Linked DNA regions of Homo sapiens: region 2 is linked to region 1. Evidence: read pairs that join two places in POLR2A ChIA-PET (ENCODE). Cell type or tissue: OCI-LY7. All regions are shown on one strand. Region 1 overlaps MCC (MCC regulator of Wnt signaling pathway). Region 2 overlaps MCC (MCC regulator of Wnt signaling pathway).

What was found. ChIA-PET counts read pairs that join two places held together with the same protein. Peaks named below come from ENCODE experiments on the same cell type or tissue, not always from the same donor. Only the 100,000 strongest peaks of a DNase experiment are listed, where the experiment ranks them.
Region 2: POLR2A ChIA-PET joins it to region 1 with 7 read pairs; 3 of 35 experiments call an interaction of 5 or more read pairs at or near these places.

What each region holds. Positions count from the first base shown.
Region 1 is chr5:113,420,870-113,425,869 of GRCh38, forward strand. All of the region lies in intron 1 of MCC (MCC regulator of Wnt signaling pathway), which reads right to left. The region is part of intron 1 of LOC107986366 (a long non-coding RNA gene); the gene reads left to right. Among named protein-coding and RNA genes, the nearest start is that of TSSK1B, 12 kb to the right of the region's middle. In OCI-LY7, no CTCF peak of the experiment used is centred here; no DNase peak of the experiment used is centred here.
Region 2 is chr5:113,472,872-113,477,871 of GRCh38, forward strand. All of the region lies in intron 1 of MCC (MCC regulator of Wnt signaling pathway), which reads right to left. Among named protein-coding and RNA genes, the nearest start is that of MCC, 13 kb to the right of the region's middle. In OCI-LY7, no CTCF peak of the experiment used is centred here; no DNase peak of the experiment used is centred here; H3K4me3 peaks cover 1,240 bases; H3K27ac peaks cover 1,435 bases.

The DNA.
Region 1 (5,000 bases):
CTCTTTTTGCTATTTGGAATCAAAGGATTCTAAGCACTAATGTTAAATATAATATATTCAAGCTTCTAAAATACTCACTGACTTTACATTATAAATCAGTAATTTGAACTTTATAAAAGTTTACAATTAGTGGAAATTCCGCAAAAGAATTTTATTTATTTATTTTTTTTTTGAGATGGAGTCTCACTCTGTTGCCTAGGCTGGAGTACAGTGGCACGATATCAGCTCACTGCAACCTCTGTCTCCCAGGTTCAAGCGAGTCTCCTGCCTCAGCCTCCTCAAGTAGCTGAGACTACAGGCACGCGCCACCATGCCCAGCTAATTTTTGTATTTTTTAGTAGAAACGGGGTTTCTCCAGGTTGTTCAGGCTGGTCCTGAACTCCTGACCTCATGTGATCTGCCCGCCTGGACTCCCAAAGTGCTGGGATTACAGGTGTGAGCCACTGCACCCGGCCTCTGCAAAAGAATTTTAAATATGACCTTTACCCCCACTGGATTTTCCTGGAATAATTATTTCAGCAAACTTCCCTAGACTTACTGCTCAGAGAAAATAAAACTCTTTAATTTCATAACATTTCTAACTGGTCAGAGAAATAACATATTAATGGTCCATCCTCTGTTATTCACACATATTAAGACTTTCCTAGGCAGTACGATTCTAATAAGGCATCAATACTTTTTGTATCCCCATCTGTTAACTATAAAAACTTCACTTTTCCAAGCTCACATTTACAAGACCCTTTCGCTCATCTGGGTCAGACTGTCTGCAACAGTAGGAAGGACCCAGACTCTCTTCCTGTGACTCTGTTCTACCAGTTTTCACTTCATTTTCCCCACTATTTCTGCTAAATAAACATCCACGGAGCTAATGTATATCCTTGGATCTAGCTGCTGACTCCTTCCCCATTGCCTTTGTCAGTTAATTTCTATTTTCACTCAATTCCACGCTCCATGAGGCTCTGGAGTCCTTGAAATAGTCAATTTCCTAGGATCCAGGGGTGATTTGCTATTTTCTTCACCACTTCCCAGTTCCCTGGGGTCCTTCCATTGCTAATGCTAGTGACAGTATAAATAAGACTATGATAGTAAGATTGCTTCATATAAATGTTTTTGCCACTTTTTCAGCTTTTACTGAGGTATTTGAAGGCCAGAGAAGACAGAATATAAATTAGTGAATCCCTAACAGCAGCAATAAAATTATAGTTAATTCAGTCAGTGCTGTGTTGGTGAAGGTTTAACAATAGGCTCTCTGGGGAGAAAAAGCCTTGATTTGGAGCATTTGCTGATTTCCATGGTAAATACACTCCGGCCATGGTTGATTTGAAGCTATCATTGTCACATCACTGAAAATCACATCTAGTGAGGAGACTGATTAGAGATGTGCTGTACCACACCATGATACAGTATTCCACCATACAGATACAAGAGATATAAACAGCCCCAAGAGCATGGATAACTGTAAATATAGTAAAATAAATAGTAAGTGATGAGTTTGAGCATTTATTATATTTGTTGTTCATGTAATTTATTTGTTTACAAGCTTCTATGATTTAATTTTAAGTTATTTTTGTCTTTTTAATTGACTTTATGATTTAGTTTTTAACAATGGTTATGTTTAATAATGGCTCACAAAATTCCTGAAAATTTAGCAATTTGCTTTTGCAAGCAAGTACGAGCCAGCTCCAGTGCATCATTGATTATAGGATATAGGAAAGACCTACACATAACCTTCAGGATGTTGTGGCATTATCAGGTATGGCCCAGCTTGTTGCAGCAGGCCTGGGTGACTTGAAGAGCCGTGGAATCTGGACCTGGATGAGCCCAGTGGAGATGCAAAAGGATGTAAGAGGCAGAGTGAGCTGGAGGAGCTAGAAGAAATCTGACATGGCATCGGAGATAAATAGGAATTAGTGGATCCTCTAAAAAATGACTGGGATGACAGAGACTTCTAGTTATACTTGGTAGATTTAATATACTTAGTTACTTTCCTTGTTCCCTTTCAATGCCTCCTGAAACCATCCTAAAAGGATAAAAGAATAAAAAAGCACAAAACTACAGGAGATCCCCATGACTCATGGATTCTGTGTTTGCAAACTTGCCTACTCAGTAAAACTTATTTGTAGCCCCAAATCAATACTCATCGTGTTTTCCACAATTATTTGTGAATGTGGTCAGAGTGGTGAAAAATTTGAGTCGTCCAACACACAAGTTCCCAGCAGAGGCTGAACAAAGCAACACTCTGCCTTTGTTCTGGATCTCATACTGTAAACATCATCCTTTTCATGGTCTATTTAGTGTCACGTTTTTCATACCTTCGTGCTTTTTGTTGATAACTTTGCTGTCTAAAGTGGCCCCCAAGCACAGTGCTGAAGGGCTGTCTGGTTTCCTAAGTGCCTTGCAAAGAATATACATGTTAGATAAGCTTTGTTCAGGCATGAGTGACAGTGCTGTTGGCCATGAGCTCAATGTTAATGAATCAACAATCTATATTAAACAGGGTGTCTTTAAAAAGAACCTATACATAACACAAAGCTATGTGTTGATCCTGGGCTCACAAGAATCTAACCCTGTGTTTCCCCTAGAAGCAACAATTCAATATTTACGAATTCAGTGTTTGCTGCAACTTTCTAGAACATAATTACTGTGAATAATGAGAATTAACTGGTATAATAACGAGGAGAACAGAAGTGATGATTAGAACAACTAAATTTCAAAAGTTACAAGGCATATAGATGAGTGGAATCAGCTCACCAGAGAAAGCCAGACTGAAGCAAGTATTGGCCAGGCTCAGAAATAGGAGAGCCAGTGAATGCAGGTGACGTTCATAACAGGAGAATGAGTTGAAGGTGTGTGTAAGAAGCCATTAGATCTCTATTTCCCACCCCCAACCCGGCACAGTCAAGTTTTCTCAACCCGGGCAGAAAACTAATTTATTTTCTATAGTGGCTGATCCCCACTTGCTTCTGGACTCAGGGTTACCACTCGTAGGATAAGGTTATCATCCTGAAATTGGGGAATTCAGGCGAAGTCCTCACGGAGAATGGTAAAACTGTTTTTCCCTTTTCCTCCACTCAGCTCTGACAACCCTGGCTACTAGCTTTATACCAACCAGATGGCAGACTGAAGGACATCCCTCTGGGGATACTGCCTGGGCCAAAAGAAAATATCTGTGTGTATTAGGAAGGGGAGGGAAGAATCTCTCAGTGAAACAGCCCTCTTAGATCATCCTACGGTTAATCCCACTGGTCAAAAAGTCATCCTCTACACACACACACACACACACACACACACACACACACACACACACACACACACATTCTAATCAGCTTTGTTATGCCTCGCCCTTAAATATCAGGAACAACTGAAGACTAATAGGTATTTGAAGAGGGCATCTAATATAAAAGAGACAAAAAAAATTAAAAATATAAAAAAGAACTCATAGGAAACAGAAATAATGCTGGAAGATTAGATAACTTCCAAAAACCTATCATGGACATCAGTATATAGTTAAACAATGACATAATTTTCACAGAACAATAATAAGTTTTAAAAAAGAACACTCAGTCCAGGTGTGATGGCTCACACCTGTAATCCCAGCACTTTGGGAGGCCAAGGCGGGTGGATCACTTGAGGTTAGGAGTTTGAGACCAGCCTCACCATCATGGTGAAACACCATCTCTACTAAAAATACAAAAATTAGCTGGGTGTGGTGGCAGGTGTCTGTAATGCCAGCTACTTGGAGGCTAGGCAGGAGAATTCCTTGAACCTGGGAGGCAAAGGTGACAGTGAGCTGAGATTGTGCCATTGTACTCCAGCCTGGGTAATAGAGTGAGACTCCATCTCAAAAAAATTTTTTTTAAATTAAAAAATTAGAAAGCACACCCAGAGAATAACATTAACAAAAAACTCTTAAAAATTAAAAGCAGAAACTGAAATTTTAATATACAAATTGAAAAGTAAAATTGAGAAAATCTCCCAGAAAATAGAACAGCAATGCTAGGAGTGAAAAAAAAAGAACTAGAAAATATGAAAGAAAGGGTCAAAAAATAAGCTCACTTTGCAATATCTGACATCCAAATTACATTGGATGAATTACAGAAAGAATGACAAAGAAGACCGAGGGGAGGAAACTATCACACATATAATTAAGAAATTTCCTAGAACTTAAGAATATCAGTTTCCATGAGATAGGGTCCACAAAGGACCACAGAAACAATTTTTTTTAAAGACATGAAATATCAGAACATTGGGCAAAGAGAGAATCCCAAAAGCTTTCAGAAGAGAAAAAGAGAAACAACAACAGGTCTTATAAAAGGATTGGGAATCACAGCACCTACTTTTCATAGCAATACTGAGTGCTAGGATAAACAATCACTTCAAAATTCCAAGAGAAAACAATTTCTAATCTCAAATTCTATGCCCAGTAAAACAATCAATCAAATGAAAGGGCAGAATCAAGACATTTCTCAAAACATTAGCTGTCACATATGCTTCTCAGGAAGCTACTGGGAGAGGGACACCACCAAAAGGAGGATGTTCACAAGAAAGAGAAACACAGTATATTGGGCTTGGGTGCATATAACCAATTACCAAGTAAAAGTGGCATAAACAAGAAACAATTCTATTTCTCTCCTATGTGACAAGAAGTGAGACTATTGATCTAATCAAACATTATGATTAGGAGAATAGGTAAAGGGGAAGTGGGTGCATATTTGGAGGGAGGCCTTAAATCCACATATTCCTTGGTGTAAAATCAATACACAATATCTACAATTGAAGAAAACTTGAAGAAACAGTAATATAAGCAAATTATTATAAATTATAGAAGCAAACGTGAGAAGAATCAGCTAAAAGCGTCATCAGTGTTACAAAGAATTGGCCTAGGGTAGGTGGACAGACGAGTGTTGTTTTTCATTAGGGATTTTGAATATCTAGTATCTATCTGACTTCTTAAGCCATGTATAACCTCGTTCACCATGCTGGGGGTGGTGGAAGTGGAT
Region 2 (5,000 bases), 52 kb after region 1:
GCTATTTGGGAGTGTGAAGCACCGTATTTTGTCTTAAGGTAGTATTAAACTATTGGTTCATTCATTCAATGTTGCTTTAGCATCTAATCAACGCATGATGTCAGGTAGTGTGAGAGATACAAAGACATTGTTGCATTCATGATGCTTACAGTCTAGCAGGCGAAAGAAGCAGAATAGAAATTACCATAATACAAGTTAGTATTGGGTAAGTTCCTTTATTTTTATTATATTATTACTTCTAAATGTTAGTTTACTGTGACTACCCAGTAACTAACCATAGAGGGATAGCTTATGAAAAGTAGACTACAAAATATTAATTTAAGAATCTCTTTCTAACTTTTATGTACCTTGGAGTAGTCAAGATAAAACTGGCTGGGTGCAGGGGCTCACACCTGTAATCCGAGCACTTTGGGAGGACAAGACAGGAGGATCACTTGAGTACAGGAGTTTGAGACGAGCCTGGGAAACACAGTAAGACCCCATCTCTAGAAAAAATGTTTAAATTAGCTGGGCATGGGGGTGGATGCCTCTAGTTCCAGCTACTTGGAAGCCTGATGCGGGAGGGTTACTTGAGCCCAGGAGTGTGAGGCTGCTGTGGGCTATAATCACACTACTATGCTCTATCCTGGATGACAGAGCAAGACCCTTTCTCAAAACAAAAACAAAAACAAAAACAAAACAAAACAAAACAAAATACTGTGTGGGCAACTGTCCATCAACTTTTCAGTAACAACTATAATACAAAATTATGAGTAGTTTTTAGGTTTACTCCATCTCATAACCTTCACTTAGGAATTGACAAAAAATCCTAACCAAGAATTCAATGCTTTTGAAAATACTATTACTGCATGGAATTAAAGGAACTGGATAATAACAACTACAAATAAAGAGAAACTATGGATTTATCAGGGTTAGTTCATAAACAACCAGACAGCTGCCCAATAGAGACTAACTTAAACAGCATGCCTTTCCATAAGAATATGCTACCACTAAAATCCTGAGCTGGTACCTACAATCCATAAAAATCAAAGTATTTCAGGCCTGAAAAGCTGACAGAAAAAATCCCAGAAGAAGAAAATGATACTGATTAGAAAGTGATGTGAGACTTATCTAAAGTTACACGACCAGTTAGTAGCAGGGGCACTGAATTTTGGTCACACTGATCTTTTAGATTAGGTAAAATGCACCTAATATGTATTTTCAAAATATAAACTCCTCAGCTAAATTGGACAAAAAGTTGATAAACTTTTTTCTAAAAATTATCAAGCATTTGAAGTGTTTCTATTAAGAGTTGGGCACTGAGGTTACAAAGGCAAAAGAAAAGAAAGCATGGTCTCTGCCTTGAGTATGGGGAGAAAGGAAATGAAAACTATGAGAATATCCAGTGTGAGCAGTGCTGGTGTAGGAGTATGTGCAAGGTACTAGGGCATCAGGAAAGTGTCCAGAGGGGAGGAGCTATATGGAAACAGCCTAGAAAAAAATGAGAGGGTGCTCACCAGACAGGTAAGGGCGAGAGAAAGGCACTTACTGGGAGCTGCATGTGCACAGCACCGATGCTTGGAGCAGCCTGGGACGCTGCAGTGAAAGAGGAATGCAGCAAGAGATAATGCTGGAGGGGGAGTGGAGTCACCGTGCCAGACAGGCAGGGCCTTAAATTAAATGCCCCTAGAAGGAGTCTGAACTTATCTGTAAGGAACAGGCAACTGTTGAAGGATTTTAGGAAGAGCTGCCTGCTCAGTTCTGTGTTATAGAAAAATGACTTCAGTGTCAGTGCCGAGAGTCCTGGAGGGGGCAAGCCTGCAGATTAGAATACTAGGATAATAATCCTGGTTAGAGATGAAGTAGCTTAGGAAACCAAAAAGGGAGAGAGGGATAAGCCGCACTGATTTCATCCTTTGCCTATAATAAATATAAAATTGCCAACACATTTTCAGAAGAGGAAACACCTCCCCAACAATTTTATCAGTGACTTTCATCCTGTTTATTACTGTGAAGTAAAGTCAGCTTAAGACTACATCACATAAGATTGAACAAATAAAGCCCTCTCTTGAAAGCATCAACCTCTAATGTAGAATATTTTGTTAAGCTTCTCATTTCTCAGAAAGAAGTTCTGAAATTTTATAAATAAATGCAGAATTCTGATATTTAAAGGAAATGCAGCCACATCGTTATGAAAATGCTTCCCTTCACCCCATCTACTTTCTCACTTCCTTCATTTATACTACAAATTTGGACCTGTGGATGTTTTAAATAATAGACAACAGGTGTACTAAACAATGTCACTTGCCATAATATTGAATAGATGCCCAATTAACACCAACATTAAGTATAAATGCTCTTTCAAGTATCTGGTATATCACTGATGTGAATGTTTTAAATAATTAAACACAAAGCTCATCTATCTAGAATTTTCCAAGCAACAGTTTCACAAGTAAATATTCAACTGAGAGTTACATCAGACAAACATTTAATGCTTATTAGTCAATCTAGAAACTTGTTCAATTTACTTTTTCACTTTATTAGGTGACAGGGATCCAAATGTTTGAAAAAGTAATAGGTCCAAAGAGTCCTTCTACCTACCCATCTTTTTTTCTCCCATCAGTTAGAGTCATCGATAATCAATGGCATAAATTTAGTAATGACTCATTTACATATTTAAACTGGCATTTTGAAATGACAATGAGAAGCTGACAGTTAACTGTTCTCTAAGGAAATGCCCTTTCTCTCCATATGGCTTCCACTCTGAGACTAAGAATTAAAGAGATTTTTCAATTTATGGAACAAGAGAGAGTCTCTCCAGCTGAGACTCCCATGTCATTTCATTTAGAATGCAAATCTCAACATTTTAAATGTCATTCCTACTGATGCTAAGAAGGCAGTTATAAAATGAAAAATCACCCTCACCATAGAGCTTTGGTAAATTAAAAAGTAAAGGACTTTAAGACTTTAAGGGAAAATAAGTTTTCTCATGTTAGCTAGGCCGCATGTATGGTGGGAAATACCCTCAAGAAGCTATGTTACCTTAGCTCCTCACCTTAAAATGAAAATACTAATTCCTGTTGCAAAGATTACATAAAATAATGCATGGTCTGATTGTAAACTATAAAGGTTTGTGTAAACATATGCCATTATTACTTTAGACTTCCACTGATATGTTGACTCAAAATAAAAAGACTGTAAAATGATCCTGTGGGCCAGAGGAAAAATCAAAAGTACCCTGAAAAACATAGTTACTAAAAATGCACGTGAACGAATTAGTTTACAGATTCAACACAATCCTTATAAAACTCTCAGCTGTGTTTTTTGAAAAGATCGAAAACTAATCCTAAAATTCACATGAATACTCAAGGGACCAACCACAGACTAAAAACCTTGGAAAAGAAGAACAAAGTTGGACAATTCGTACTTCCCGATTTCAAAACTTAGAACACAGCAACAGTAATCAAGACAGTATGGTACTAGTATAAGGATAGGCACACAGAGCAATGGAAAGGACTTGAGAGTTCAGAAATATATTCTTACATTTATGGTCTATTGATTTTTGACAAGGGTGTCAAGAAAATGGGAAAACAGACGAGTGCTTTCAACAAATGGCTGTTGACAACTGAATATCCACATTCAAAAGAATGAAGCTGGATCCTTTCTTCACACCATACACAAAAATTAACTCAAGTGGATCATAGACTTAAATATAAGAGCTAAAACTATAAAACTCTTAGAAGAAAACATTTAAATTATTTCTGACCTTTGGTTAGACAAAGACTTTTTAGCGACAATATCAAAACACAAGCAATAAAAGGCCACAGAATGTACAATATCCATAGCAGGCAAGTCTAGAGAGGCAGCAAACTAGTGGTTGCCTAGGGCCGGAGTGGTTAGGGGAAATGAGGATGACTGCTAATGGGTACAGGGTTTCTTTTTGAGGTGATGAAACTATTCTAAAATTGGTTGCAATGATTGTTACACGACTCTGAATATATAAGACCATTGAATTGTATGCTTTAAATGGGTTAATTATGTAGTACGTCAATTATATCTCAATAAAGCTAGTTAAATATAACTTAAAGAAATGTATGTGAAAAGCCGCATTGAGTAGTGGTCATGACCTTCATTTGTTAAACATGAGTTTGAATTCAGGTCCTACTAACTGTGGAATCTTGAGCAAATAACAATAATTCTGAGCCTGTTTTTCTCATCTTCAAATTCTATAATAAAAATTCCTTTCTCAAAGGAATGAGTATTAAATGAGATCATGCAGACTAAGTGCTTACTTGGCACAGCCTAGTATACAGTAAGCACTCAATAATATTAGCTATTAAAAGAAGAGATATGTGGGCCTAGACTGTAGGTAGTTGCTAAAAACAAAACAAGACAAAAACCAGTAAGTTGGTTGAGGCATTTCTGTAAATGTTATTTTTTAAATTATATATAAACTTAATAACAAACAGGGTGCTTCCAAATAGGCAGGCTCACTTTGAAATACTCAGTACAAAGCGAAAGAAGGTCATAATCATAGGTCACAGAGGCTGGATTTACCGTTTCACCTAAAACAGCTAGAAATCCAAATACATGAAATAATGATTTTCAGACATCATATAACAGCATAAGAATACAATCCATGAGTAAAGGGCAACAAGCAAGGTGAGCCTACATTTACACCAACTTGCTGCCTGGAGGCAGTCTATATGCTGCAGAACAGGAGGGAAAATCCAAACTGCACCCAGTGGTCTCACCGAGTTGAGGAGAGAGAGAACAAAATTCAGGGAAGCCAAGGCAGATTAAATTTGTGGTGCAGAGGGAAGAGGAAGGAATGCTTTAGATAAAAGGAGCTCCAGAGATGTGAAGAGTAGGCTAATTTAAATTAGCCCTAGTCTAAAGACTCCTCTAGTCATGCCAAACAAAGAAAGCTTAAAGGCAAGCTTCCAAAAGAGCCAAACTCAACTGCAAGCCACAACAAAGTATAGGAAAACAATACAGAAACCAGTACCGAACAAGTTTAT